2 separate regions of the Homo sapiens genome follow, and region 2 is linked to region 1. Evidence: read pairs that join two places in POLR2A ChIA-PET (ENCODE). Cell type or tissue: PC-9. All regions are shown on one strand. Each heading gives the region's core, and the rest is flanking DNA. Links, peaks and the distances in the headings are about the cores only.

Region 1 (16,276 bases), core at 6,498-8,997:
GTTTTTCATAAAACAAAAATTTAAGAACAGACCAAAACAACACTGCATCAATGCTGATAAATATAAAATTTGACCTACATTTAGAATTATATATTTTTTTCATATTGTCTGTCTGGTGCCTAAGAATTAGTTTTTCTTATTATTATCTAATCTTCACAGCTACAATAACATCCCTGAAATTAAGCTAAGAATGCTACAAACACAAACTAAAAGCACAGTGGGCTTTCCACATGATTAGAATGATACCTCCCTTCTCATCGTCTTTGAACTAGACATCTTTTTCCCGTGAACTCCAAGAAGGGTTAGCCAGCCTGTGAGGCCCACCATTCCCCAGAGTTGGTGCTGGAAAGGAAAATATGTCTACTCAGCCAGTGATAGGATTTTCATAGGTGTTCCTTCTCTACAGAAAATGTTGAAGCCAGCAGCCTTCCAATCTACCTAGGGAGGTTAAGAATAATTTGTTTCAGAATGGTATTGCTTAAAGAGATTCCCAGCCTCTTTTAGTTTATGGCTTCCATTGATAATATGATGAAAGCTATGGACCCTCTTCCCAAAAGAGGGTGCAATACCTTTTCAAAGGATTCACAAACCCCCTCAAGCCTATTGGTGGACCTCAGATTAATTATACCTGGTTCACAATTGTGTTCTAAGTAAATCACTGTAGGACTGACTGGGCTAACAAGATTTCAGACCAGAATTGTGCAATACGTATTTACCATATGATCTTGGACCAGTCATTAATGTAAATTGAGGTCCTGGCTTTTAATTAGTAAAATGAGTACTTTTAATCCTAATGTGCAGGGAAAGCACATATTTATTTTTAGAGCATTTTGAGGTACATTTAAATAACTACTGTAATAAAGAGCATTGATATTGGCCTTGTTTACTATTTATTTACTGTTTGGTCATTAATTTATTCATTCACTCAGCAAGTATTTGTTGAGCACCTACTATTCCAGACACTGGAAATACAATAGTGATCAGAACTCACAAAGTCCTCCTTCCTTCTGGAACATTCTAGTTAAGGGAGATAGTTAATAAACATGTAAACTCACTAACACACAATGAAGAATGAAATGAAGAAAGTAAGAGTAAAATCTCACACGGATGGCATGTAAGGAGATGGCATTTGGTTGAGACCTGAATGATGTTAGAAACTAGCCATATGAAGATGTGAAGGAAAATCATTTCAGGCAAATTGGAATAGCAACTTCAAAGGCCTTGAGGCTCAAGTGAGCTAGGCATGTGAATTATGACAGGTCAGTGAATAAGGAAAAGTATACTGGTGATGTGTTCAGAGAAGGAATCAGGAACCAGACTATATAGGCTGTAGAGTGAGAAGTTTGAATTTTATTCTAGTTACAGTAAGCAGCCATTGGTGATTTTTGTAGTAGAATCTAATGTCACATTGAAAGAAATCACTACAGTTTCTGTGTAGAGAATGGGTTGTAGAGGAGCAAAAAGGAAGTAATCCCAGTTAATAGTTAAGAAATGTCCAAAGTTGAAGACAGAAATTAATCTCATGGCAGTGTAATACATTGCCTCGTGGAGAATTTGAAATGTCTTTTGTTGAACAGCCAAGAGAACAGAAACTGATTCATGAGATGAATCATGTAGCATGTCCTATGTCTTTGGCCATTTATAGGACTATTTAGGGGCGTAAAAGTGTTCTTTCTGAAAGGAAGGGGAAAAGGAATTGTGAGTACAGTCCAGTATTGTTCGCAAATGAGGTACTGTTATTAGCGGGGAGGGAGGATTGTTGAAGTAACTGATAAAGTCCTTAGCAACCAGGAATCTCAATAGGTAAGGGAATTATTGGGAATATGGGCCAATTTTATGAAGGTTCATCACAAGTGTGCTTCCTCTGTTTCCTGAAAGCTGCCTAAGATCACAGGTGACCTAAAGTCTTCTTCTGTCCCTTTTTAATAGAAGTTTAAATGTCCTGATTCTTTACCACCATCCACCCCTCAAGGTAGTTCCCAGAAATTACTACACTGAATGGTGGAAATAGGTAATGTAATTTGAATGAACATCAGAAAAGGAAAAAATTCTGTTGTGTTTATAGGTGTTTCCCAATAGAATTAAAAGATTAAGTCTGAGGGAATGTATTAACATTAGGGCTGTAGTGAGTCACCAGTATTGCTTGAAGGAAGTTTAGTGCTATTATTCCTTGTCAACCAACTGAAATACTTTAGTAAATGGTAAATCATAATAAATACAACTAGGAATAATGCCATGTGTAAAAATAATAATTTATTTTAGCTTATATACCACTTATTTTCACTAATAAACTAAACAATTATCTTAATCATTTCTCAATCACATTCATATATAATGCAAATTTGGTGTAGTATGCAATTACAGGTGAAAATATATCTAGACAGTCATTCAGAAGGCAAGGAGTGGGAGCCTTTTTGAAAAGGGCACTTCTATAAGACTATAGGTTATAGCTCCAGGGTAAGTATGAAGAGACAAGAAACTGCATTAGAGTTCAGGGTAACTGACTTAAAGTGATGTTGAATTTCATAATCAGAGTTCCTAGAATGACCTTGCAAATTATATTTCCAGGAAAACATGAACATAATAACATAGTATCATAGAATAGCCTTATTCTGTGGACCAAAAACAATTAGGTACTATATATGAAAAACATACTGCAAATACTAAATGTACTGAGCTTATTCAAATAAAGGCTTAAGAACTGGTTATTGTTGGTTGTATTTTTGTAAATGGGAGTTGAAAAATTCTATAATAGAATTTCTGACCCTTCTGTTATCCCAGGTTCTTGTGCTGTTTTAAACACTTCCCCTCCCTTTCATTCCCAAACTGTCTTTTCTCTGGGGAAAAGAATATAAATTATCCTATCTAAATTTCAAGGATGACTATTCCCACATGAGAGCATATCAAAGCTGAAAAGAGAATACAGAACTCATAACAACCAGTACCATTCACACCAGCTCATCTGCTACTTCCTAATAAAACTGGTTGTTAATCTTCCCTAATTTGTCTACATCTTTCAGGTAATAAAAGTGTCTAAACCATAATGCATTCTTCCAGAGAAGATAATCAGGTAACATAATACCTCTCAGCTCAAAGACACAGTGCCCCTTTGTATGCAGTCTTGAATTGGATTGACATTTCTGGCTGACACTTCACATCAAAGGTTGTTTTGCTCAGTTCACAATCTGATCTTTTTTATTGTCTTCTAGAACATTCCTAATTCTCAAAAAGATTTCTGCATCCTCAGCAGTATACTGAGAGCTTCTTATTTCATTATCTCATTAATTTTATTAATTGTTAAGATGTATCTAATTGTAAATTTCTCTTCTCAGGAAAGTGTCTTAAGTCCCATCTTTGGAGATACTAATAATCAGAATATTGTGAATACCAAAAGTATAGTTAGGTTGGCATAACTCATCTGCGAGGGGAACAGAGATCTGTCAAGTAGAAAAGATGCTCATAACTGTAATGATTTCATAGGGGCCATTCATTACTTAGTGTATTTTCTTAATATGGAATGAATCACTGTGAGTAAAATATTTCATTTTCTTCATTTATTTAGTTGAGCCATTCAATTCATACAGATTGGAAAACAATTTCCACGGGAAGATCAACTGGTATTTTGTGACTTCATATGGATGCTACATCCTGAAGGGTATCTTCAGGGTGTCTGAGCACTGAGGAATAGATATGTTTTAGATGAAACTTTCATAGTGATAGAGCATTTACTGAGATGTAAACAGTCTTAGAGTGCAAGTGATCCTATTATCTAAGGTGACTTCATAGAAAATGTAGATAAGATTGGGAAGGTACAGGGGACTTCAAGGAAATCGTCAATGAGGAAATGGACCCATTGGGAGGGACCTGAAAATCATGAGTTCATACCACATAACTGTTCACCTTTGTTCTGCTTTGTAGAAACAATATATGAACAGATCCAGATCCAGATTTTCTTCTGGATGAAGGGAAGCTTACAAGAAGGAAACAAATAGTTAACTTTTCACTGGCATGCTTACCCTGTTTAGTTTTTAATTGCTAATAGTGGATAGTGAGATGTTGTTATCCTCCATTGATAGAGAGGATTTTTTAAAAAGGCAAAAAAGTGGAAGGCAATGACACCTATGTTATCTCCCAATGTATTTTTGAATGACTGTGATCCAACTTCCAGTTTCAAGCTGCTTAAGTCCATTTCAAAGGCAGGTCCAAATCTAGTACTCACATGTTTGGGACAATTGAAGTCAGCAGGGTCTGTGGCTTCCCAACCTAGACTTTATTGTATAAAGGGTAAACAGCCACTTGTAATTTAGTGAGTAAGTGCAGATCTTTCATGATGCACATACCAGCCCAACTGAAAACTGGTCAATTTCTGTGTTTCACAGTGGCATTCATAAGGCCTCTATGGAGCATTATCCCATGCCTGAGGGTCATTACTCTTCCACAGGGGCACTGACAGTTGTGATAAATGGTGATACCTTGGAAGAGGAGTGTTTGGATGTTTAAACAGATTACATTTTCCATTAGATCACATCTTAGAATGTCTACTCATGTGGACAGTGAGGATGGAATCAGGACAAATGACATGTGAACTAGTGAGATTCAGGTGTACCAATCATCGTTTCTATGGGGGAAATATTGTGCATCCTGTCACAATATTATATGTGCTTCAAAGCAATGGATGATAACCATATATAGCTGCTGAGATGCTGGGATGTCGACAGGCGTGAGATTCTGTCCATCACTATTATCTACAACAAGACTCATTACCTGCCAACCAGTAAACATCCCATTTACACCATCTGCAATAAATTAAAAAGTGACGAAAAGAATCAAGATCAGTTTGAGTTGCAACGTGATTGTCAAGTTCATTTTCATCTCTAGAAGCCCTTTACTTCTCTGAGAGACTTTAGGGAAAAATATATGATGAAGAAATTGAGGAATAGCCTTGCAGTGGCAGATCTGATAATTGTCAGGTTTTTAACCAGAAATTTACAAATACAATTAGCTTCTTCAAGTATAAGAAAAGTCCAGGCCTTTGTCAATTCCCTTTGTCTGCACTTCTCTGTCTCTAGTTTTCTGGTATGCTGGAGCTGGGAATTAGTGTTTGATACTCCTAAATTGATGCTGACTACAGTGAGAAATATTTCATAAAAATGTATATTTCAACATAAACTATGAGGCAAAGCTGCCACTGTAACCAGAGAGGAAGTGATGATTAGTTTCTAATTTACACGTGCAGTGATTTCTTTGGCAAGTGTGAATTCCATGTCCTTTGGTAAGGTTCTTTGTAGCTGTTCCTACTTGAAGCAGTTTGGGGGATATTAAAAAGATACAGAGATCTGCTGACACTTGAGGCTATTTAATTTATATGTAAGCAAACTAGCTGCCTATCCAGATTACACATGTGGGTCATCTAGTGGTAGAAACTGCAGAGCCAAAGATCAAATAGAAGTCTTGTGTACAAGCCACATGAGAAATACTAGAAGGATTTGACATTTATTCATATGCATCACCTTTTATGAGAATAATTTATTGTTTTTTGTCTTCCTTTTTCTTCATCAGATATTCCATCAATGAGGAAATAACTTTTATTCTTACCTTAGAGATGGGAGTTCTCAGTGTTGCCCAAGGTATTGCTCTGAGCAAAGAGACCAATTCTGAAATGAGGATATTGAAGATAAGCCCTTCTGAAAATAGCCCTTGCTTTGCAGTTGGATTTCACTCCCAGAAATCCATCTCTCCCTGCCACAAAATGCCCTTGTGGTAGTAACGTGGGAAGATTATATATTACCTCATCTCCTTACAAAGAAAAGGACACGTGCTATGGGAAAGCTTTGTTTCTTTTAATCATTTAGGGCCTCCCCTGCCTTCAATATTTCACTGAAGTGGTCCTTGGTTTCCTTTAGAAAGACACTCTAGTGAGAGAGGAAGAAACAGAGTAATGAAAATGATGACCTCATCTGGAAAGACTTTCTAACCAAAAAGAATAAAGGGATAAGCTGTGACCCCATCCATGAATACGTGAGGCTGACAAGGATAGATAGGTATATGAAGTTTTGACTGCTTCTTCAATACTTTGCCTGGAACTGGTCTATATGATATTACAATTTGGCAGGAGACATCATCTCTTTATCACAAGCTCATCTGTACATTTTTAAGGGGAAAGATGCAAACCTTTATGTAGGAGATTTTTAGGGTTACTGACTTTAAATGTGCTATTATAAGGAAGATAAATATCACATTATGGGAATATGGAAGCTATTTTGCAGAACCTAGCATGGGAGTGAATGAGTTTTATTGTTCCTTCCTCTTCTCATCTACTCAATCCTGAACTTGAACACTATATTAATTCTACTGGGACAAAGTTAATTGCTGATGGGTTCACAGAATTATAGAAGTATAGACTTTACTTCTCTAGAAATAAAATCTGATTATGTTTAAGTCATTTCAGTCCTGAATGGCACATTTTCAAACTACAATAGAAGGAATGTACCAGATAAGTTATACTGTAAATTTATGATGTTCATTTTAACTAATATAAACTGGACCTGGCTAATAATAAGACTGAGTTAGGAAAGCTATAGTTCATCTCTATAGCATCAGAAAAGGAAAGCCCAGTATACTTGTAGTAAATGTACATATAATCAAACACAAAATCCCAATTTTTCAGATTTTTCACTGATTTTCCAAGGACCAAAGAAATGCTTGGAAGAGGATGGTATGAAGAGGCTAAGTGTTCATGGAGTGGAAGTTAAATTATACTTTCAATTATTATATTTTTTCTACAAAATTGCCTAATGTACATTGCTAGAAATTGGTATAAACAGAGCTACTATGCTCATGAAGTATTGATTAATACTTTGTGTACCACATCATACATTTATATAGAGTATAAAATGGTGGAGTTCTTAAGGTCCTTATATGTCACTAATATCCAATTGCTGTGGAAGTCTTATCATGAAGTCTTGGATTGGATTGCTTCTCAAATCTAAAAGCCCAGTTAAACATAAGGCATTGCTCCCAGTTGCTTTCTTGGCAAAACATCATATAACTGTCTCAAGAAATAAACGTGGATTTGGAGAGAAAAGGGTAAATTTGTGAAGCTATATTGAGGACACTTCTTGGAGTGACCCAGCATCACTAGTTTAGCTTGGACTTATTTTTTGTGCATTTATATAAAATAGAATGATTGAAAACAATAATTCTGAAGGCAAAAATGTAACACGAAGTAACAGACACCTTCTTCACATGTATCACAAATTTGAAGCTTCCACCTTTGTCATGAATGAGCAAATAGAGAGAGACCTGGCCTTTCTGTCTAGCTTCCTCTTAAAAGCCTCTTAATCCAACATAAGAGAGTTTTATATATTTTTTTAACAACAACAAACATGAATCAAATTGCCTGGTATAGCAGCCAGTGGCCACATCTGCAGCAAAGACTTTTTTGTGGGAGCTCCCAAAGCTCATAACCATGGAGTGAACCATAATTATATTGTTTAGAAATCCATGTCAGAGAAAAAGCTTTTTTGACTTTAACCATTTCCCATTAATTTTGGGCGGTTTGGAAATAGGCCAGAGAAACATTTTACCAAGTTTCTGTAACTTTTCTATTATTTTAATGGTTCTAAAGCAGAACTGATTAGTGAATGACTAAGGGAAGTGGAAAAAAAAAAAAACAGGAAGAGTCAAGTAAAAAGCTCAAAAAGGTGTCACTGTCCTTGATTTTGTGATCTTTTTGGGATAGATTTCCTAATCTTTGATGTTTTCTCTCTTCATGACCATTCCAGAGAACTTCAGCTAGAGACAAAATAATAAGGAAATACAGTTAAGCTATGTGGTAGTGAATAAATACCTGGATATCTAGAATTTCCAAGTTTTGTTTTGTTTTGTTTAGAGACAAGGTCTCGCTCCGTCACCCAGGCTGGAGTGCAATGACAAATCATGACTCACTGCAGCCTCCACCTTCTGGGCTAAATGATCCTCCCACCTCACCCCCTGAGTAGCTGAGATTATAGACATGAGCAACCATGCCCAAATAATGTTTTAAAATAATATTTTGTAGAGAAGGAGTCTTACTATGCTGTCCAGGCTGGTCTCACACTCCTGGCCTCAAGTGATCCCCCCACATGGGCTTCCCAGAGTGCTGGGATTATAGATGTGAGCCGCCACTATATTTTTAGCTGAAGATGAGTTTCCATTTATTTATAGAAATAAAAGTGTTCTTAATAAAAGTTCTGTGAGCTTTATTTCTTTGGAAACCATACCTAGAAGTTTACAAACACATCTGGGGTACAATTGGGACACGTCTACTCTATGTTTCACCTCTACTCACATCCTTGTAGTGTTTCTTATAGGCAAGGAAAATACTTCATATTGAACATATGATAAGTGGCAACTTTGCTGAGACTAATTTATAAGAATAGAAGCTGAAATATTATCCATGGTTTCCAAAGAAAAGCATTTTTTCCTGAATAGCCCACTTCCAATCTATCATTCTTCACTTTGTTGCTTATGTATATCTCTATCTTCATTTCCATATATCAAATATTACCTATCCTCAAAGGCTCATCCCAAATGCCTCTAACTTTCTGAGGCCCTTATTGCTTACTTCTCTTTAGCTCTCCCATGCAACGAAAGTCATTGACTTGTATATACCACCCGCCCACAATAAATTTTTGTGCACTTCTTTTGTAAAGCTTATTACTTAATTTGCATAATTGTCTATAAATTTGTCTAATCCCTCTGCTAGGTATGAACTCTTTAAGTGAAAGAACTTTAATACTGTGTCTTAGGACAGGACACAGTAGGCACACAGTAAATATCGTTACGCAAATTGAATCTCTTTTATTGTGAACAGGAATTTTTTTCCAGAATTTTCCATACTATTTACAGAATGATAGACTGATAAATGCATCACTATATTCAATCGAATATATTTTTAATCGATTAAAAAACAATCGATTTAAAGACAATCGAAATAATTTTTAATCCTTGTGAGTCTACAAACCCCCCTTGTTTCAGATGCTCAGTATCCTCTTTAAAAAAATTTATTTTGGCCAGTTGTGGTGGCTTATGTGTATAATTCCAGCACTTTGGGAGGCTGAGCTGGGCCGATCCTTTGTGGCCAGGAGTTCAACACAAGCCTGGCCAACATGGCAAAACCCCGTCTCTGCTAAAAATACAAAAATTAGATGGACATGGTGGCACATACCTGTAATCACAGCTACTCGGGACGCTGAGGCACGAGAATCGCTTGAACCCAGGAGGCAGAGGTTGCAGTGAGCAGAGATCACGCCACTGCACTCCAGCGTGGGTGACAGAGTGAGACCCTGTCTCAAAAAACAAACAAACTATATCTTGGGATCTGTAAAATTACTCATAAGTTATGAGTTTTTAAAAGTAGAGCAAATCCACAAACTGAAGGAAAATAAAGAGATCAAGAATGGAACCAGAAAATAAGAAATTATAACTTTCTTTATAAAAAGTAAATGAGAATCTTTAAAGACAACCCCCCAAAAAGCATTATTTACAGAGTTAAAACAATGCACTTATTAACTTGCCATCTTCAAGGCTTCCTTCATAAGTGAAGAGGAAATATCACTGAAGAATTAAAATATTGTCTGGCATCAGGCTTACTCAAAGCTGTTGACAAATCAGCTTACAATTTGGACTTCAGCCTATCCACAGTGAATGTGGATCAGTTTGGCTAGTGCATATACTCTATGCACATCATCAACCAAACTATGGAAAAAGTGATGTAAATATGACTGACCGCTGACCCAAACTGTAGTGAGGAAATATTTTAATTGCGTAAGAAAAATGAGATGGAATTTGATAAGGGAAGAAAAAATAAATAAAGAAGTTATAGGGTGGGCACAGTGGCTCATGCCTGTAATTCCAGCACTTTGGGAGGCCAAGGCAGGCGGATCGCAAGATCAGGAGATTGAGACCATCCTGGCTAACACGGTGAAACCCCATCTCTACTAAAAATACAAAAAAATTAGCTAGGCATGGTGGCGGGCACCTGTAGTCCCAGCTGCTCAGGAGGCTGAGGCAGGAGAATGGCATGAACCCAGGAGGTGGAGCTTGCAGTGAGCTGAGATCGCGCCACTGCACTCCAACCTGGGCCACAGAGCAAGGCTCCATCTCAAAAAAATAAAAAAGAAGTTATATAGAAGTAGAAAAAATATTTTATGGAAGGAAAATTGAGGAAACAGAAAAGCAAAATATTAAAAATCAGTTAGTTGGGGCCAGTTGCTCAAGCAAGTAAAATGTCAGGTACAAGGTATACCTCTTAACTGATAGAGTCACCAAAACTCTATTAACAGCATCAGTCAAAAAAAAAAAAAAAAGAAAAAGGTCAACTTGTAACTCTGTGAAATCAACTCTGCCCATAGCTTTCTAGAAAAAAAATCCTTAGTGTGATGATTAGAGAAATGAAAAAAGAGAGAGGCTCAAAGGACAGTAGTAAACTGTTTATGTCCTAAATTGGTCATCATTAGCACTTATATAGTTTGGTGGAAATTGCTGTGTTAAAGCCAAATTTCTGTTTACAAAAAGAAATTGATGCTAGTAGAGAATGAATTGTACTGCATATATTCAAGATATGAGGAGTCACTGTGGTACCAGTAATATTACCATGTTGAAAAAAAATTAGCAGTAAAGATATACATTGAACATTTAACAGAATTTTGCTATTACTTTGATAATATCTTAATAAAGAACATAGAAACATAGGGCTGATAGAAGAAGTGTTATATGTAATTGTCCCACTGTACTAAGTCATATAGTACAAAATTAACACTGAATCCATCTTAAAGAAAGTATTTTATCATAAATAATATACAAGCTGGCCTGCTTAAGAAAAGAACTCATTTAAAGTTATAAGGGCAAGTGAATGAGACTATCTGAAATGAGCACATAAAATACTCTTTGATTAGATATTTAGTGAAATGTCATAAAAGGATTTTGTTTCCTGGAATAAGAGGAGCATCTGCCGTTATATAGAATAGCTATAGAATTGTCATCTTTCACATTTTCTCAGTAGCCAAAGGTCAGAAATATATATAGTAATACCTTAGTATATTAAGAGGCTTTCATATGTTTGTTTACTTTTTTCAGTACCTTTTCTCTTTAACCACTGTGAAGAAGTTATTTTCTTATTCATGGCTAGTTTTCTTCAATGTACCTTTTCAGTTCTTAATAATTATGAAGGAATGAGCTTCCTACATCCATTGTTTATGCAACCTTTGCTTTATATTAATGTTAAGAAACAGTCCAGTCATAGGCCAAGTGTGGTGGCTCACGCATGTAATCCCAGCACTTTAGGAGGCTGAGGCAGGTGGATCACTTGAGGCCAGGCATTTGAGACCAGCCTGGCCAATATGGCGAAACCCCGTCTCTACTAAAAATACAAAAATTACCTGGGCATGGTGATGCACACCTGTAATCACAGCTACTTGGGAGGCTGAGGCAGAAGAATCACTTGAACCCAAGAGGCAGAGGTTGCAGTGAGCTGAGATCATGCGACTGCATTCCAGCCTGAGCAACACAGTGAGACTCTGTCTCAAAAAGAAAAAAAAAAAAAGAAAATAAAAAGAAAAACAAAAGAAATAGTGCAGTTGTGTTTTTAAAACTTGATATCCTTTTGGCACACCTGTAGATGAATGTAATTCTGAGACTAATAGATCTCTTAGGTCTCTTCCCATCCTTAGACAGAAGTTGCATGAGAGAAATGAGATAATGTAAAAGGTCAGTACTGAAGGTCAACTCCCTGTAGGTTTTCATCACACCTGAATTGAGGATGAACAGAGCCCACTTCAGTTGGATATCTACATGGTGCTTTGTTCAAAAAAAGTGTGAGTTTTCCTTTCTCCTGTCACCCACAAACAAGAAAGAATCCACAATATAACTATTTGCAGTTCTGATACCATGGCCATAAGGCTAATCTGAGTGAGGCAGAGAATATGCACATGCACATGTGTCTCTTACAGAGAAACACATGGCCTTCTATCAGGACTGATCTGGGTGCAAATTTAAACCAAAAGCCATCTTATTCACTGGCTTCATCCAAATGCATAACCACTATTTAGGAAAAGGAAGATATCCAAGTACACTAAGAAAAATTATTGATTTTTAAATTGTGTCAAGGTGGCATATCTAGCACTAATGAAAGCACTGTTATGTCAGTGGCCTAAGAATTACAAATAATAGAAAATTAATATAAAAATGAAAATACACTCTTTAAAAAATGTTGCAGTAAAGTTTAAACTAGTTTCTGTTCAGTAATAGAACTTTTTTATGTTTTCTTATTGTAAACCTTGCACAAGTCTTATTGTAAACTTTACACCTAGTATGCACTTAATAAATACTTGAAATAAAGATTTCAATTGAAAGAAAATTGTAAGCTGTTATGTAACATTAGGGCAAAGGAGGTATTACTCCTAAATCTGTGTGCCTATAGTAACACACATGCATTCACATGCATACACCCCTTAATCATTGGGATGCTCTACCACTGACCAGAGCATCTTCTGCTCTAGCCACCAGTTTTCTTTTTCAATTACTGTCCATAGGACCCTTTCCTGAGGCCCCAGCACTACGATCATTTTTAAATCTTTTCTTCTTTTGCCCTTCATTACCATTCAGTCAGTCACTAAATTCTGCCAGTTCTCACCCAGTAATATCTCTTCATTCAGCCTCTTTCTTTTATTTATTTTCAAGGGCTGACACTAGACCAAGTGGCCCCTTATCTCCTTTCTGAACCGCTTGAATAGGCCACCCTTCCTTCAAACTATCTTCACAAAACAATTTTTTTAAGCATCTAGGATACCTGCTCCCACACATAATTTTCTATGTCTCATTTCTTGGCCTTGGATTTTATACTGCTGCTTTTCTACCTGAAGACTAGAATCCGAATTCCTCATCTAGCTGTAAGGCCACTCTACTACCAGTTATCCTTCTTGGCCTCCTTTTCTTTCCCAACTCCAAGGTCTCCATCAACTTCTGTTTCCCTGGAATGGAATGAACAAGAGCTTTGGCTTAGCATTGGTAATCTTTACAAACTGGTTCCTCATGCATCCCCATGCCCCTGTAGTTACCCCCTACTCTTTACTGCTCTGCTTTCTCTATGTTAGCCAAGTTGGTGGGCTTTCCAGTTCCCATTTCCATGCCTTTGTTTATGCTTTCTCCACTCTATGGTATTCTTCTCTCTCACCTTGGAAAATGTATATCCATTACTTTCTTCCAAATTCTTTTTTTAACCCTATTTGCTCTGCTTAAGTCTTTGTACACTGTGTGTACACACTTTTGTGTTGGTCTATAAGTGCTGTGCAGTTTTGCCTGTATAGGTTTTGTTTTTCCCTCATTCCCAGCAAGAATTATAAACATCTTCAGGGAGTGGAGGGCATCTCCTTAATTATGATACAGAATTCTCCACGTGCAACTTTTTCAGTAAATGTTTGCTGACTTCTTCATGCCAAAGGTGACCACTAGATATTAACAAGGCATTTGAATTCTCCAGTCTGGATTAAAAAAAAAAAAAAAAGGTGTATGTTGCAAAAGGAAGGACTCACTGCATATCCATATATCCATAACCCACTAGTCCAGACTAGAACCTTCAGAATGCTTGAGGAACAGGTAAAGCACTCAGGACTCCTCCTGGGTGTTTGATTGGAAGGTCTCAGATGTGTTCTACCATGTAAAGAAAGTCAAAGGACCTATGTTGCCTGGCCAGGCAATAGTTTTCAGAGGTAGTGGGCCAGGTCCACCATTCGGTAGAGGAAGTTTGCCAAATGTTGTTATAATATTCAAATGGGTTTATCCTTAAATGAGCACATTTGATAAGCATGCCCACCCAGGCTGCTTTCTGAAGATGTAAATGGGCAACAAAGCACAAGTGTGACTCTATCCGCTGCCAGAGACTGACTGGCTCCAAAAACATCTACACCCACCGCTTTCCACTGTGTAAGATGTACCGATTTACTCTAGTTGTGCCAGCCCAATGTTTGAGAATTATCAATGAATCAGTAAGGGAGAAAGACCATCAAAATTTTTCCTGTACTTATGGATCTCAAAAATTCTTCATTAAAAATAATTTTTAAGCTGACTGTCTCAAGTTTCTGTAGGGACAGCTATTATGTAAAGAAATCTCCTTCTGACTCTATTTTAGCCCACCTAATAAAATCTGATGGCAGCACATGGATTGCTTCAGGGAAAATAGTTTCGGGGTTAAAAAAAGACTTAGAATTAAACTTTATATCTTGCTCCAAAAGGACTCTGTCTCTGAGAGTATATGGAAACGATGTTTTTGGCCATGAATTAAAGAACTGTTTTATGAAGATGGTTCAGATCTAAGATTTGAAGAGGCCATTACTTTAACTAGAAGCTTGTAATATGTACTCATAAGTAACTGTGAAGACCCCCTCCTCCAGCCTGATGAAGAGAAACAGACTATTGAGAAGTCCTTGGTGTCCCTACTATGGGTTATTAATCATAATAACATTTTAACTGCCCTATTGCTAATCTCTACCTTATATTGCAAGGTGGATATTGTTATCCCTAATTTACAAATGAGAAAATTGTTGCTTAAAGTGATCAAGTGGCTCACACAATGGTGTACCACTAGTAAGTAGCTTTGGTAAACACTGATGTCTCTGGTACCAAAGCCAGTGTTCTTGATCCTCGCACCCTGATGCCTTTTAACTAAATTGCACAATACATGTGAAAGCATTTTGCAACCTAAAAAGTGGTATACAAATGGTAGTTTATATGAGAGACAGAAAGTCCTGGGAAGGGCAATTTCCAGATCACCCTGAAGAAGGAATAAAGAAAGAATGAATACTCTAAAAGTACTAGCAGCTCTTTTAGTCATATACAGAACTCCATAAATCATTCTTCTCTGGTATTTGGAAGCATTCAGAGATAAAAGAGTTCATATTCCTTTTTGACTAGACTACCCAGAAGCATACATATCCAAAGCGGGTTTTCCGTCCTTCATATACAGAGATGATGCTCATGGATAATGCCCCCAGGAAGAAAGAAGAGGTGTGAGCAGAATTCTTATATTTTCATACATATGTCAACTTCATGAGCCATTTCATTTTAGTTTTCTGACAGAGTTTCTTCATGATAACCACATGAAATAGGTACTCATTCTTCTAGATTTATTGTTGGAGTAAAATTAGTTCCTAGACATACTATCTTCCATGTTTTGGTATTAAATAAACACTGAATGAATGACTCATAGGATTTTTGACATAGCTGAGAGATACTCTCACATATTTGAAAACCTAGTTTTGGGGCCATTTGTTGTGGTGCACACCTGTAATTCCAGCACTTTGGGAGGCCAAGGCATGTGGATTGCTTGAGCTCAGGAGTTTGAGACCACCCTGGCCAACATGGCAAAACCCCATCTCTACAAAAAAATACAAAAATTAGGCAGGAGTGATGGCATGTGCCTGTAGTTCCAGTTACTCGACAGGCTGATGTGGAAGGATCACTTGGGCCCAGGAGGCAGAGGCTGCAGTGACCCAAGATGATGCCACTGCACTCCAGCCTGGGCAACAGAGTGAGACCCTGTCAAAAAAAAAAAAAGAAAGAAAGAAAAGAAAGAAAGTGAAAGAAAAAGAAAGAAAGAAAGAAAGAAAGAAAGAAAGAAAGAAAGAAAGAAAGAAAGAAAGAAAGAAAGAAAGAAAGAAGAAATCTAGTTTTTAAGAGTGCTACAGGTAATTTTATTGGTGTTAGGTTATGTGCCTTTTTATCTTAAATAGATTTGTTCTTCAAATCATTGTATTTTTATTGATTTGTTTTCATAATTTCATGGTTGGCAATTCTTGGCATTTTAGAAAGAAGGTAAAAATTTGTAAACAAATACTTAAATGATTTAAATAAGCTATTGTTTCAAAATTTCTTTAACATAATTAAACTTAAATGGTCACTGCTTTATATTTAATTTATCTTTATGACCAAATCCAGTAAGTCTAACTACAGCTAGTCTTTCCTTAAGGGTCACAGGAGATAAGAATGTTGTTCTCACTGTTAAAGCAGAGTTGTTCACTGCCTACCACAGTGCCAGAGAATAGTAGGTGCTCAATGAATAGTTGTGGAATAAATCATCTGTACTTTGTCATTTGGTTTTATGTTTCCTGGAGTGAAAAGGGAGGCATTTAAATTAACAATACTTACCTACTTCCTGAGATTTTTTCATGCTTACTCTCAAAGGTAATTTTTGTATGAAAAATCTTTGAAGAAAAAGACTTCAAAAGTTCTTGAGTTAAGC
Region 2 (16,276 bases), core at 6,362-8,861, 55 kb after region 1:
TTTTCAGTGAAGTCTCAGGTTTCACCCAAAAAATATATACACAGATTTTCCTTTCAGCTCCTCAATATATTCTTGTTTGTTTCACTCAACCGGAAGTTCCATGAGGACAAGAACAGTATCTGTTTTCTTTTTGGTATAACATTGAAGAAGTAGTTATTGGATAAATGAACACGTGTGCAAATAAGACTTTAAATTACTTGCCCACAAGGAATACTGACCCTCCAGGAAGACAGCCATGTATTTACTATTTATTTTGTGGCTTTTTCTACTCCCGTTACACTGCTCACATTCCTGGGTATACTCATATCCAAATTTGGGAAGGATTTATTTCTCAAGGTACCTGAAGGACTCAGTAGATAGTGATTCTTATATCATTATCATCTCTCTGCTCGGTACTCCTCTACTCCATTGTTGCTAAGGCTTTGTAGATTTTTTTAAAAAAGAAATTATAAAGGACTAGGAAGGTAGGAGTCTGGCAGGCCTTCAAAGAAGCCTGTGTGGCTCTAACCACATACCCTTACCCACTTAGAACTCTTTTTTATACATTTTCTTTGCTGCTGGCTTTAGTTTATAGCATTTCATGAAAACTCTGTAGAGGTGAGTAGCTATGGGATTGAAAGAGGGTTTTTCTCCCCTGTCTGCCTAGGCCAGGGGTTCCTAACCTGGGATTCATGAATGGCCTTCATGGAGTCTAGGAGTTCCTTGAAACTTGGTGTTTTTGAGGAGTTTTCTGGAGAAAGAGATTCTCATAGGGATCGGTATCACTTCAAAATGTTGAAAACCACTGCTGTAGAACTTTACATAAACTACACTAGAATTGACTTTAAAGTTATAATTAATAATATTTTTGATTCTTGGAGATTGACACTATATAATAATTTCCACTCAGACATTATAATACGAAGATTAAACTTCACCCCTCGTCATCCCCCTCTCTCTGCTCATCCCCCACCTTCCACCCTGATATTTTAACGTCCTGAATTACTTGGGCTTTACAGTTTTATACTCTTTGCTAGATATATTTATGCTTTGAACAAAGTGTGCTTAATGCAAATGTTTTTAATCCTCTGTGAAACTTTTATAGATAATTCTTTGCATTTCAGATAAAAACAACTTATAGACATATAAGGTGAATATCACTTAGGTGGAAAGAGCATGTATCAATGAAATAACAATTTGAATTGAGCAAATATAAATCTATGTAGATTAATACATATTCTCAGAATTACATAGCAGATTATAATTCAGTCAAGAAGTAGGTGTCTTTTGATGCCTATGAACATTTATGAATTGTGTAAGAACTCTGAGATTAAATTTTTAGCCATACTATTAAGTTTGGGATCATATTATCATTTTATATTAACATATAAGTACAACAATTATATCCAATAAAACTTCCATCTAACTTGGCTTTAATTTGTTTTAGACTGTGACATACACACTGTAATTTTTCTCTCCATTTTGGATTCCTATCATTGACAGCCATCCTGTGTGTCATTTGACATCCAGGAAAGATAGTTTTTCATTCCAGACATTGGATGTGTTAGTCAATTTGGGTACAACTTACATTGATCTCTTTTGATCACATCAAAAATTTAATTTTAACTAATTTTATGAATAAATGCACCTTGAAATTTAGAAAAGAAAGTTATGTGTTTAGATATAAGAACATAAACACTAGGTATAATTTTAGAAGAGCATAATATTGTTGAGAGTTATTGGGTTTATAACATGCAACAGAAAAATGATCATTGAACATATTTCATAGAAAATTGCTAATAATATTTTCTTCTTCTCCCCAAGGTTAGAGAAGACAGCAAGTTCAAAAAAGGAGAGGGAAAGAAAGAAAGAGAAATAGAGAGAGAGGAATGTAAGAAAGGAGGGAGGGAGGGAGGGAAGGAAGAAAGGAGAGAGGGAGGGAGGAAAATGGTAAGAAAATATGCCCCTGTGCCATAGTCTAATATCCTGGCTTGCAGAGAAGACTAGAATATAGCAAAACTTAGAGCTTTAAAATCTTTGAAGACTAGTCAGTGTTATATATATATTTCAAATTTGTATGTGCTTTCAATGAATCATACATAATCTAATTCTCTTGCCTAAAATTTTCATTAAACTCATGAATTTTGTGAAACAATTTGAAAGCATTGGAGATCTCCAGCCTCTCTTGTATTAGCATTATAATAATCCAGGCTGGAGATTTTCATCTTAACTCGTCTTGTCACCATCCTGCATCAAGTACACCTGCATGTACTTGAGCAAGGTTTCACATTGACCACAAAGGGAAATCATTTCTTTGAAGAAATCTCTACAATAGTGCAGTTGTCCCAGAAACTTTCCAGGAAGGGTGATGTCTTTAATTGCTGGTTTTCTGCTTTAGCCTTTTCAATGCAAAGATACTTAATCAGGTCCTTCTACTTGATCTCCTTTAGTGAAGTTTGTTTTGCATATTTCTGGAGGCCTTATGTGAAGTTGTTAAAATCATGGTGTCAGAGAGGCAAGATTGAATCACCCTGTATTAAATTCTTGATATATTTAAGTGGGCTAGAGGTAGGGGGACCTGCTTTGTTTTCTCAGTATCTTTTTTTGGTTTATTAATTTGTCATGGCTCTCCTCCTACTTCAGTTTTATCCTTCTAAGAGAAGCTATCAAAACACTGATGGGTCTGGGCACGGTGGCTCACACTTGTAATTCCAGCACTTTGGGAGGCCAAGGTGGGTGGATCACCTGAGTTCAGGAGTTTGAGACCAGCCTGGCCAATATGGCAAACCCCATTTCTACTAAAACTACAAAAATTAGCTGGGTGTGGTGGTGCGTGCCTGTAGTCCCAGCTACTCAGGAGGCTGAAGCAGGAGAATCGCTTAAACTCAGGAGGCAGAGGTTGCAGTGAGCCAAGATCGTGCCACTGCACTCCAGCCTGGGTGACAGAGGGAGAGTTCATCTCAAAAAAAAAAAAAAAAGAAAGAAAAAAAAACAAAGCACAATGATGGGCAGACCAGTCCTATAATAGTTTTTTTTTTTTTTGGCCTGTGATTTTTTTTTTTTTGACGGAGTTTTGCTCTTGTCACCCAGGCTGGAGTGCAGTGGCGTGATGTGGGCTCACTGCAACCTCCGCCTCCCAGGTTCAAGCAATTCTCCTGCCTCGGCCTCCCAAGTAGCTGGGATTACAGGCGCCCGCCACCATGCCTGGCTAATTTTTGTAGTTTTAGTAGAAACAGGGTTCCACCATTTTGGCCAGGCTGGTCTCGAACTCCTGACCTCAAGTGATCCACCCACCTTGGCCTCCCAAAGTGCTGGGATTTACAGGCGTGAGCCACCGCGCCTAGCCTGGCTTGTAATTTAAAGAGTGAAATATCAGATTTTAAACATAGAACAAGAACACTGTTAGGGTCAGCTTCTCCAAAATCTAAAATTTTCATCATTTCATCTGAAATTTTCATCACCAAACAGAGTTGTGTTTGGTGGGAGAGAAGCTTTGTTTAAAATCACTTTATCAGATTATTTTCCACCATAGAGGGGACATTCTAGGCTGGTGAGAAGGGGTAGAGGCAGTTTTAGAAGGCAAGTCCGGGGCAAACTTAGGACTGAGTTCTTAGCTACACACGAATGTATTGAATTTGTTCAGAGGAACTTCTGGACATTAAACATACTAAATATACCTTAAAAGAGACAAAGTTTATCAGGGTTTGACTCATCTTTGTCAAAATTAGCTAAAATTGGTCATGTACTGTATAGTAAAGCTTTTACCTATTCTAGTCAGTGCTGCCCAATAGAAGTTTCTACAATAATAGAAACATTTTCTATCTGTGCTATCCAGTAAGGCAGTCACCAGCCACATGTGGGTATTGAGCACTTGAAATGAAGCTGGCAAGACTGAGGAACTAAATGTTTAGCTTTTTATTAAATGTTAAATAATTTAAATTTAAATAGACAAATGTGGCTAGTGGCTATTTTGTTAAATGGTAACATAGCTCTACCAAATCCTATATGATACAGATTAGAATGAAATGAACAAAGAAAGGTCTTTGCACTCCTTGTGCTGGGAAGTACTGTCTTGGTCATCATAGCAGGGGGTCATACCTTTAGAAAGTTTTTATGAAGCTGGGTCTCCTTTATTTTGAGGCTAGAAGTGACAAAATAGGCTCCTTTAGGAACAACCAGTCCCATCTATGCCTAGATTTGCTTTCTTTCTTCCCACTGTATCATTTTGCTTTTATATATTGGTTTTGCATCATATATCGGTTTGCTTTTAATTCCTTATTTTTTCTTTGATTTTCAGATCTTTGACCATCAGTCTGTGACCTGCCCCTTCTCTTTACGTAAGTAAAAGTGATTTCTTTACCTTTAAAAAAAAAAGTGTCAGATTTAGGAAATTGTGGTTTTCACTGGCATATTTCCTAGTTGACTTTGTTGTGGTTTCTAGTGCTTCTGTAGTGTGTATTAGTTTCTTTTGCGTTTGGAGTGTATGCTGTTGGTGGTAATACTAAGTTGCTATCCATGAGGGTGCAGAAAATACCAGTGGCCCAGATACTGTACTTCTATAAAGGCTGCCCTTTACTTGGCTGCAGCTGCTGTTTGCAAAAGTCACTGCTCTTTTAAAGTATAGCTTACATTATTCAGCCAAATACCAGCAACAGTTGGGCTTTTGCTCCCCTGTCAATCATTGGGCAATTATGTATTCTTCAGTTATGTACCCATCCCTAGGTCCAATAGTTTTTAATTTTAACTTCTAGATCAGAGCTTTCATTTATTGACAAAATTTCTAATATCCCTTTACTAAGAAGTACAAGACTGTAAAATAAATAGACTAAACTTTTGTGCAAAATTATGAAGTCTACAGGGGAAAAAAAGAAATCCCAGATTCACGTGTGCCAGAAGGTTTATAAAGGTACCACTCTTTTTTAGAAAAGATGGAAAGGTATTCGGGGGGAAAAAAAAACACGATTTTATATGAAAAAAAAGAGAACGTTCATTATTTAAAATTCAAACCAGGCTGCACTGAATGGGTTTAAATAAATTTTATTTTGAACTGCTTGAAAAAGATTCTAGGCCAATGAACCCAAATAATCAAAGTCACTTATAAGAGACACCACCCAAAAGATCCTACAGGTAGTGATAGTCACCTAATGTGATAAATAATTATCGGTATCCTCTGGCTGCTTCTCACTCTCTGGTGAGCTCTGTTCCTTATTCACAACATTATATCTTGCTTCACTGACTCTTCACTCCAAGGTATTTCTTGTATTATAATCATTTGCACAGAATGGAGGTTCCCATGGCTATTTTGTTTATGCGTGCCTTCCACTAACATTCCTAGAAGATAGTGGCAAATATATTTAGGGAGGCAGAATCCTCCAAAGGATGCTAAGGCTAAAGTGTAACGTGACAGTTTATTTGACAGAGAAAGGAGATTGATTAAACTCCCCAAAGACTGGAGCTGTGTGTAATGCATTTATACAACAGGGGTGGGTCCTACCTGTCCCTGACAAGTCTTGTTATTCTCTATTTCAGTGTTGATAGAGTGGGTCTGTAAATGCTTTGGAGGATGTCAATATGCATGCTTATGGTTACCACTTTATATCTGCACAGCCCTCCCCTCAGTTACCTAGCACTGCATATTTCTAGTCCTCTGACTGGCAAATCATTTTTGTTACAGTTCTTTTGTGTAAAAACAGTTCACATAATAGCTCTGTGTTAGACAAGGCATTAATCCTCACATCACCGGGATGAGTCAGCACAGTGCACTCCTGCCCGCACGGCTCAGCTATTGTGACGTCAGTGCTATAGGGCGAGCCTCAGACACAAGCAGTACAGGGGACCTGTGTCACCAATTAGGAATCAAGGGGGAGACTTTTGAGATAAAAAGTGTAGTTGAAAGGCTGTCTCTGGCTCATAGGAAAATGCAAATCTGATTCTATGCTACATCAGCCATCAGTTGCATAGCTTCTAGAGATATCCTATTTTTTAACCACACATAAGGCTGGGGGAGTGACCTATAATGAGCAGATAATCCGTTCATATACCCATGACCTTGTGCCATCCCTGGGCCAGGCTTCATGTTTGCTTGGCTTGTTCCAAATCTTGAAGCTGCCCTCATATCAGCAGGGTGACCGGGCTTATGACAGTCCTACTGTCCTCAAGTATCCCATAGACACAGTTGATGGTTGATGGCTCCAGAGTGGTGCCCCAGAGGCTCGACAAAAGGAAAAGAAATGTCCAATGTCCCTTGAGAACAGATCAGAACATTATCTCCCCAGTGCTTTGACTCCAAGTGCCTCTTCAATGGCCTCCTCTAAACAGGTACAGAATTCTGCTTGTTCGATCTTCTCTTAGCAGTGCATTTAGTCCAGTATCACAATCTGTATTTGACCTGGATTTCAATAGGAACTGAAGAGCTCTCAGATGTTCCCCCAAGAATTTCCCATTCCATTACTGTTTAGCAGAAACAAAGAGGAACCCTCCATAATCTGCCATGCTACCTTGAAGCAGGTAGCACAGACTTACCTTATTTGGGAAACTTGGTTCTTATAAGTTAGGTCTCTATACAATTCAGATTCAGATTTATTCTCAGGACAATATCTTTCAGTATTGAATATTAAGTCTTGAAAAGGGTGTTAATTTACAGCCTTAGTGGCAGTCTCTGTTAAAAAGACCTTCCTCCATCACAGAATTTATCCCTCACTCTTACTGTCACCCCAGCCAGTCACCAGCCCCTGCCATACCCATCAGAAAGTGCCTTACTGCTGGGATCTTCTGCCTTCATTAGATTGCTAATGGGCTCCTACTATGCTTATAAAAGCTAACACTACTACTTGGCTTCGTTTTGATTAATTATCATGTACAGCTCTTTATTTAGTTTTCATTCAACAAACATTTATGGAAAGCTAGTCACTGTGCTTGGTTCTGGAAACTCCGGGATAAATAAGAAATGCTTTCTTTTGTTAGAAATCTCAGTCTGATAGGGGAGATACATAAGTGAATAAAGACTATAGCATATGATAGGCACTGAAATGCAGGTATATACAAGACGTAGTAAGAGGAATGAAGGAGGAGTGCCCACTTGGATGTGGTAAGGTGACCAGGCTGGGTCTTAAAGTCAGAAGAGTAAATTGCAGTTTACCAGGTAGATATGAAAGAGCAGAAAGAAAAGGGGATCATAATCAAGAAAAATGTAAGAGCATTTACAAAATCAGGAGGCGTTAAGTAGCAGCGAGATTCAGAGGAGTGAATAGTTCAGTGTGATTGAAACATGGTGGTTGAAAGAGTAGTATGAGATTGGGCTGGAAAGCAGGCAGGGGACCTTGCCTGCCATACGGAGGACCTTGTATGCCGTGCAGAGGAGTTTGGACTTGATCCTGCAGGCTCAAGGAGGCTTTGAAGAATTGTAAGCAGATGTATGTTTTAGAAAGAGCACTTGGTGAAAGTGGAGAGGCTGACTCAGAATAGGGAGACCAGGTCAAAGGTAAAAGCCAAAGGCCTGAACTGTGCAGTAGGGGTAGGATGGAGGGAGAGGCTATTTGGTAGTGTTGAAATAGACATTAACCTTTGTGTAATTCCAGCATATCTTGGCCTATTGCATAATCTTTGCCTTCTAGGAGAAAGGCTGAAACATTGTGTGGAGTCAAATTTCAGACCAAAATACATCCTTATGGGATCTTCAGCAAAGACCTCAATTTGAATATGACCTCACTTTGAGCTACTGCCCCCTGGTCACCAGGCTCGCGTGCCTCCTACTGCCCATAGTGGGTGTGAGGGAGGAGCAGGCAGATAAGGAGAAGACATTCCCAGTGTCCTGCTTGTCTCTTCTTTCACCTGAAAATGAAACAGTTTCTAAATAATGCCCCCCTAAAGTCAATCAATGCCCCAATTTCCTATCATTTTCTCATTGCTCCCTTTTTCTAAGCAAAATTTCCAAACCATTGAACTGAATTGCAACTTATGCACAGCCGGGTGTTGAAACAATTCAGTGTATTCATTCCTTCTCTCTGAATTAGAGTTCACCATAAGTGTGCTTTTCTCTTGTTCACTTTGGGCTGCCAGGACAATTTAAAGGAAATTTTCAACAGCTTATGTTTCATGTACTATGTTCTCTTTTGCAAATGGGAGGATATGCGTGGGTGTGTTTAAGCCTTCTCTATATTGCTTTCTGGAGAAAGGTTTGGGAAGATGAACAAGACGAGGAGTAGGGACCTATTGAAAGCCCAGGTCCCCCAGTGACCTGAGTGCAGAACGTAGGCTGGTGATCAGATGGTCAATTATGTGTTTGTCAAAACACAGTGGGCTGCATTCCAGGCTGCCAGCTTTGGAAGCCCAGCTTCTGCCAACCAAATGTCATCTGGGAACATGCAACACTGGGCACTGTGAAGGAGTTTGAAATAGACCATGCCACAGCCAACCTACTGCCAGTCTTATAGCACCAATATGGCATGCACAGCCGGGCCCCATGTTTCAGAGCTCAGGAATTCACTGTACTAAATTCAAGAGGTCAGATGGGTTCATGTTTTCAAAGCCTATGTTCTTTGCTTTGAACACTGTGACTTGCTCCTCAGCAATTTCCAAGGGATTTTTCCAGTCACATCTCTGTGGAAACCACTCTTTTTGTGATGGTTATAAGATCCTTGTAAATGTCCCAGAGGATAGGAAAAAAAAAAATCAACTTGCTCTGACAATGACTATGATTTCGACAGAGGGATTCCAACTCTTAGGAAATTACATTAAAGGTGCATAGCTTTTAAAATATCAGGAACCACCTTGGCAACTTATAAAAAGCAGAAGGGCTTTGCCTATTTTATAAAGTGATTTGCATATACCTGCATAAATAATGTCCCCACCTGTACTTTTATGCATTTAGGTTGAATAAATTAAATTTTGTGATCTTTAAAATATTCACTGTCTTTCATTGCTCAGACACCATTTTCAGGACCCTTCCTCCTCATTTCTTTTCCTAGTGATAAGAGTGGCTATTTTTTTTTCAATCTTTTGACTCATTCAGAGAATCAAAACACTCTGAACACCAATCGACTATAGCCAGGAATATTACCTCCCTCTGGTTGCATTTCTCTTAGCCTTTCTACCTATCAGATGGTGAGTTCCATGTATTTTTAATAAGAGAAATAAAGTATTACTAAGGCGAAAACACAGCACAAGACAGATTTAAGTTCTATTTACATATATATGTAAGAGAGAGAGAGACTGTGTGTGTGTGTGTGTGTGTGTGTATACACAGACTTGCACTGATACACACCTCAGGGACATGCCCATAGTAACCTTTTCTTTCTTTCACCACTGCACTGCGACAACCTCTTCAGGAACCATCCAGCTACTAAGCCATTTCCGTTGTACCTTGGGCCTTCAAATCAAAGCCTGGTCAGTAGGCCACTCTCCCCCACATTCACGCTTTAAGATATTATTAAAAACATGCTATGTACAAAGAATAATTTTTATTGGATAGTTAAAGCATAAATATACCATAAGTACATGACCCTTTCTTGCTCTTAAGGAATTTAAAATTGAGTTAGGAAAAACAGTTATATTGTTGAGCGTTGTGTATGCACATAAGATAATAAATGACTAAGTTCCAAAAGGAATGATACAGTCCAGGAAGTACCATAGGGTTTCATTCATGAAAGAGCCTTGCAGGCTAGAAAGTTTCATGTAAAACTGATTCAGCTGAGTCTTGAAAACTGGCTAAAATGTAAAAAAGATGAAGAGAAACAGAATCATATTCCAAGCAAAATCATATACCAAAGTGTTGGAATCTTCGAGGGGGCCCATAAATAGCATCACTTTTCCCCACTTGAATTCTAAACCTATTGAAAAATAAGACAAAAGAACTGATAGCTAGGGAACCAAAATTTTTATAAAGGTTGGTTGAAGAGCATAGCTTAGTGTAAAGAGGAAATGGGTTTGCTGACTCTCTTCCCTTCAGTCAAACCTTTCAAAAGCTCTCTTACAGGAAAATGTGGATCTGCATATGAGCAACACTTTCCAGGTCATCACCTCCCGATAGTCTCAGTAGAAAAGGAAGGACAAAGAGGTTAAACTCCTGTGCTTACAAATTTGGATAGATCAGTTCTACCTACCTGAGAAATATAGACCAAGGGCTTTCCCACCAATGGGATACTTTGCCTCCATGGGGAATTATAAGGAATGAGACAAGAGGAAAGCAGTGTTTAGAAAACATCTGGAAACTAGGAGTAGGGAAGAGGCATTCTTACCCACACTGACATCCATAGACTGGAAAACAAGAGGAGGAAGTACTGAGTGAGATGAAAATGGGAACCAGAGCCACATCTGGTCTGAGAGCATATACCTGGGGTAAGAACCAGTAGTCCTACTGGTTATCCAAGATCTAAACTAAGGGCCCCTTTTCAGAGTCTCAAAAGTTACAAGAATCAGAACCTGGGGGAACAGGCAAGAAATGAAGATAATGGACAAAAGCCTAGTTAGGAAAAAAAATACAAAAACTCTAGTTTCTTGTTCAACTAATAATAACAATAAGAAATACCTATTGAGTGCTTGCCTTGCTTTAGATACTGGACTAAATACTTTTCATGGCTATCTGATTTAACCTTCAAAACTACCCTATTAAGTAGATGCTACTATAATCCTAATTGTGCAGATCAGAAAACTGAGATTTAACATGTTTGATTTATTTTATAAGAACATCTAATAAATGGTAGAGATAGAACTTGATTCCAGGACTATGTCTTAAAAGCCTCAGCCAAATTTTACTGGACACAAAGTTGAGTGTCTACTAAATACTAAAGGTATATATAATAAAGGAATATTAACATAGTCTCTCTCCTTCTGGAGCTTATAATCTGGGGAATGTAAGACAGATACTAAGCAAATGGTCTCACAATATAACTTGTAATTACAAATTGTGCTTACCACTATATAATAAAAGTACCATGTGCTCTAAGGGCAAATAAAAGAAGAAGATTTAACTGAGTCTGGAAATTCAGGAGAAGCTTCTCTGAAATAGTAACATTTGAGATGACACCTGAAGGTTAAAAACAAAAAGTAAGGATGGATGGTGGAAGAGGATTCCAGGCAGAGGGAACAGCATGAAGTCCCTGAAGAGAGCTGCACAGAGAGAAAAAGGTGACTAGCAGCCCAGGTTGAGGTTGAAGAGATACGTAAGGCCTGATGATAACAGGTCCTTGGTAGGCCATGTTAAGGATTTTTGTGTTTATCCTAAGGACAGTAGAGGAGCAAACTTAAGAAGGACTGTGGCATGATCATTGTTGTTTTTTAAAAGGGTAAACTTTGGGGCATTTATCCCAGAGAGATGGAAACATAACTGTACAACACCTGTACATTATGTTACACCAATGTACATAGCAGCTTTATTTGTAATAGCCCAAAACTGGAAACAACCCACATTTTCTTCAGTGGGTCAGTGGTTAAGCAAACTGTTATATCTATACCATGGAATACCTCTCAGCACTAAGCAGAATAAATTATTGATGCATACAATAACTGGTTTTAATCACAAGGGTATTACATTGGGTGAAAAAGCTAATCTCAAGATGATGTACTGTTACGATTCTTATCTATATAGCACTCTTGAAATGAAAAAAATATGTAAGGATTGAGAACATACTTGTGGATGACAAAGTTAGGGAGTTGGGATAGAAATGGAGGTGAGTGTTGCTATAAAGGATAACGCAAGGGATCTTTTGTGATGGAACTGTCCTGTAGCTTGACTGTGGTAGTATTCATGAGTGTATGGATGTAATAAAATTGCTCAGAACTAAATATACACTCACATACTCATGTGCATATAAAACTGATGAAACCTGAGTAAGGCAGATGGATTGCACCAATGTTAATTTCCTGATTGTGATATTGTACTACAGTTATATAAAATGTTACCATTTGGGCAAAACTGGGTAAAAAGAATAACAAATCTCTCTGTATTATCTCTTACAACTGCACGTTAATCTAAAATTATCTTGAAATTAAAAATTTAAAAATATATATCAAGGTAGCTTAACTTTGGTAAATAATTTGGAAGGATCAAAAATGGATATGAGGAAACCAGTGAGGGAGCTATTCCAGTAGACCACATAAGAGGCAGACTAGAGTATTGACAGTGGAAATGGGAGGAAATTGATGGAACTGAGAGATAATTCAGAAGTAAAATATTCCTGGACTTTTTCATGGTTGGTTATGTGAAATAAAAGAGAGAAGTGGCAACAATGACTCCTGGTTTGGGGCTTATCAAACTATATGAAGGATAATACCATTCACAGTTACATGAAACACCAAAGGAGGACTGGAGTGGAGAGAAGTTTGTAAGTTCTGTTTTTGAGATGTTGAGTGTGAGGTACTTTGGATAGATACATAGTGAGCATATTGCACAGGTATTTATATACATAAAACTGGAATTCAGAAGTAACATGAAGGCTGGAGACATGAATTCAGGGTAATCGACATATAGTGGTAAATGAATCTGTTGGCATGAATAACATTGCCTAGGGACAGGGTTAGATTGAGAAGAAGACCTAAACTGAGACTTGAAGAGCTCTTAATATTTAATCCGCTGGTAGAAAAAAATGAGGCCATAAAATACCCTCAGAAGGAGCCACCAAGAAGGTGGCAGGAAAATCAGAAAACATAGGCACAGAAGCCAAGAGAGTGCCTCAAAGGTAGTGGTCAGTGATGTGACATGTTACTGAGCAATCAAGTAGGTTAAAGACTAACAAATATATATTGCTTATATTAATTTTGAGCTTATTGTTGACCTCAGCAAAAGCTGTTTTGTTGAAGTGGTCAAAACAATAACGTGTTTGTAATGGGATGAGGAGAGAATGAGAAGTGAAGAAACAGCAAATGTGGGCCACTCAGAAGTTTTGCTATGAAGGAAAGGAAAATGAGCTACTGCAATATCTTGAGGGGGGAAGTGAGGTCAAAAGAAGGTTGGAAAAGCATGGAAACACTAGTATTTTTTGTATTTTCATGGGAAGAATACCGTAGAGAGGAGAGATCCAATGTGCAGAAGAGAGAAGAGCATAGGATGACTGGCAGTATAAGATTACTGATAAGGCCAGAGAGATGGAATCCTGAGTACAAGTGGAGAGATGGAAGGAGGGACACATCTTCTATTTTTGTAAGAAAGGAGGAGTAAAGGAAAGGAGCAGATGCAAGCCCACGTGTAGATTTGGTACTGAAAGGTTAAGAGGTTTCCCAAGTGATGGGCACTGAGGGGCAAGGTCCTGCTAAGAATAAGCGGGGAAGAGATTTAAGGAAAGTAGAGATTTGAAATCGTTCTTGAGACAAATGGGACAGCAAGTTGACCAGAGAAATACAGTAGGACTCTCCTTGGCAGTGTGGAAGGTGCAGGTGAGTCTGGTGGGTTGATGTTGATACCTATCTGCTCTGTCATGGGATTTTCTCCAGCAGTTTGGGGACCAAGGTGCAAAATCAGAAGAAATGAGTTTGAATTAGGATAGGGTTTCACCTAGCATTTGTGGCATTAGGAGTTTTAGCTTCTTGTTTTGGTTCTAGCTGAGGCCAGTAAGAAAGGGCAGTGAAAGGGCTTAGTTAAATTCTCCAGGCATCTGTTGAGTATATTGTATCAGGCACTGTGTTTGGTACAGAAAATACAGAGGTGAGTAAGACACCATCTATGCCTTCAAATAGCTCACAGTCCAGGGTGGTTTGTAGGCTGATATCTGGTCCAAAACACCAGGAACAGGGACTTGAATAACCTTTGCAAGGACCAGGAGACCGATGTCATTCCTTTTCTTTCTTATGCCTGCTCCTTCCCTCTGCCCTGTCCTCACAATACCCAGTTTGTTTTTGTGTTTTGGCTTTTTGTTTTGTTTTGTTATTTACTTTCTCAAAAAATATCTACTCTCTGCCTTATTGCCAAGCCTCTAGTATGCATCATACATATGTGAGAGACAACTTTGATTTCTCCCATTATCTTTTTGCTAAAATATGATGATTTAGAAACAATTAGATCATCTACTTGAAGTATGGTATTGGTATAGTGTGAATTGTCTCTAAATGTTAAGAGCTGGCATCTAACACTACAGAAAAGCTATTTATTTAAGAGGGCTGGAGACAGGAGTGTAGACAGGTGAGAGAGGGAACAAGGGAAGAAAGAAGGGAGGGATGGAAAGAAGAGGAAGGAAGCGGGCCGGGCACGGGATCTCACGCCTGTAATCCCAACACTTTGGGAGGCCGAGGCAGGCAGATCACGAGGTCAAGAGTTCGAGACCAGCCTGGCCAACACAGTGAAACTCCATCTCTACTAAAAATACAAAAAATTAGCCGGGCATAGTGGCGGGTGCTTGTAATCCTAGCTACTCGGGAGGATGAGGCAGGAGAATCTCTTGAACCCAGGAGGCAGGGATTGCAGCAAGCCGAGATCGCACCACTGCACACCAGCTCAGGCGACAGTGTGAGACTCCATCTCAAAAAATCAATCAATCAATAAATATATATATAAGAAGGGTAAGAAAGCATATTAACTACACAAGATCTTATATAGCAGCTCATCCCTGTTTGTTATTCAAGGGAACTCCCATTTAAAATGAATAAATAATCCTCCATCCCTAATGGTGATCTACACCATCAGCCTCCAAAAACAGCTTCCAGACCTAGAAACGTACCAGGGTACTATAGGTTAATTATAAATTCCAGGTGCTGGTAATGCAAGAGAAGATATGGAGAGGGTCTGAAGGAGGTGGAAGTTTATAACTTCCAACAGAAGAAAGATCCCTTACTCAGATTTATTTTAAGCATTATAAAATGATAGCTTAGAAAGAGGTGGTGGCCGTGATGGCTTATCTTTATTTGGGCACATTCCATTCTGTGATATTCCCTTTAGGAAATGATGTTAGGGTCATTTGACTAAAAGCTAAATTGCTGATACATCTGGGGTAAAATTTGGCAGCTGTCGAGCAAAACAGCTTTTTTTTAATATTTACTTTTTTTATGATTCTATAATTCACACTTATTGTGAAATATTTAGAAAGTATAGAGTAAAGGGGAAACATCCATAATTCCACTACACAGAACCAACTATTATTAATAATTTTTTAGATCACCTTCTAGTGTCTTCTCTAGATTTTAACATGCCTGAGCATACATTGCATGTATACAGTTGTATCCCATTTTAATTCAATATTATATAATAAATACTTCCTGGTATAATTAAAAACTCTTTATAAATAGCACTATAACATCTGAATAATATCACATAAAGCCCCCAGAATTTACCTAACCATGCCCTAGATAAAAATATTTGGGTTATATTCACTACTTGAAATTTTATATTTTAAAATTCTTTAAGGGAAGAACTATGATGTACATCTCAAAGTGTCAAACTTGGGGGAAACTTGAGGCAGACATTGATGTCACCCTACTAAGAGAGCTAGTTAGTAATTGCTAATGACTGAAGATCATATTGGAATTTTTAAGTATTTATTGCAGGTTTTAGGTAAGTTCTTTTTCCCCCAAAATAAAAGTTCTAATTTTTAATTCTAAAAAAGTATACATTTAGTTTTGCTTGAATTTGTTTCATTGATAGTATTTATAAAGAGCAAGGTTAAATTCCTTTGAAATCTCACAGCCCAGAGATAATCACTATTAATAACTTAGGAAATATTATATTTCCATACAGTCCTGTTTATCTTTCTCTTTTTCTTTCTCTTTGTCTTTCTCTTTCCAGACTGAAAGGAGAAGTTACTTGCTGTTTTGTATTCTATTCTTTTCACTTAACATTGTAATAGTCATTTACCATGTTAATAAATATAGATCTACATTATCTTTTGACAACAACGTTGCACTTCAGTATATGCATAATTTATTGACTCAATCACTTATTGATGGACAGTTGGGAATTTGGAACTTTCTTCTTACTAAACAATGCCACAATAACTGTCTTTATATGCACATGCATATGTACACATGTTTGTACACTTACATGATTATTTCCTTAGGATCAATTAATTATAGTGGAACTGCAAAAGTAAAATGCATTACTAAACTGTCCTCTAGCATTGGTTAATATCTTCACCAACAAAAAAAGAGACTGCCCATTTCTCTGCATCCTCACTAATTCTGTAATTTTCAGTGATAATTTTTGCCATATACATGAATATTTTCATACTGGAGGTATGAGATGCATTTTCCAGGCATAAAACCAAAGCCTGAAAACTTTTTAAAAAATACATGTATTTTAAATTTTATTACATGAAAATAAAAATTACTATGGTAGAAAATCATTTTTTAAACTAGGAAAAATATTTGTGATATATCC

Evidence for each region. Peaks named below come from ENCODE experiments on the same cell type or tissue, not always from the same donor. Only the 100,000 strongest peaks of a DNase experiment are listed, where the experiment ranks them.
Region 2: POLR2A ChIA-PET joins it to region 1 with 10 read pairs; 3 of 35 experiments call an interaction of 5 or more read pairs at or near these places.

Annotation. Positions count from the first base shown.
Region 1 is chr3:114,543,826-114,560,101 of GRCh38, reverse strand. All of the region lies in intron 6 of ZBTB20 (zinc finger and BTB domain containing 20), which reads left to right. Among named protein-coding and RNA genes, the nearest start is that of ZBTB20-AS5, 98 kb to the right of the region's middle. In PC-9, for the core only: no CTCF peak of the experiment used is centred there; a DNase peak (open chromatin) is centred at 7,921; H3K4me3 peaks cover 335 bases; H3K27ac peaks cover 1,289 bases.
Region 2 is chr3:114,488,392-114,504,667 of GRCh38, reverse strand. ZBTB20 (zinc finger and BTB domain containing 20) reads left to right here. Exons shown (of 12, transcript NM_001348800.3): 7 at 4,277-4,316. All of the region lies in intron 1 of ZBTB20-AS5 (ZBTB20 antisense RNA 5), which reads right to left. Among named protein-coding and RNA genes, the nearest start is that of ZBTB20-AS5, 43 kb to the right of the region's middle. In PC-9, for the core only: a CTCF peak has its summit at 7,739 (motif pointing left); a DNase peak (open chromatin) is centred at 7,607; H3K27ac peaks cover 1,717 bases.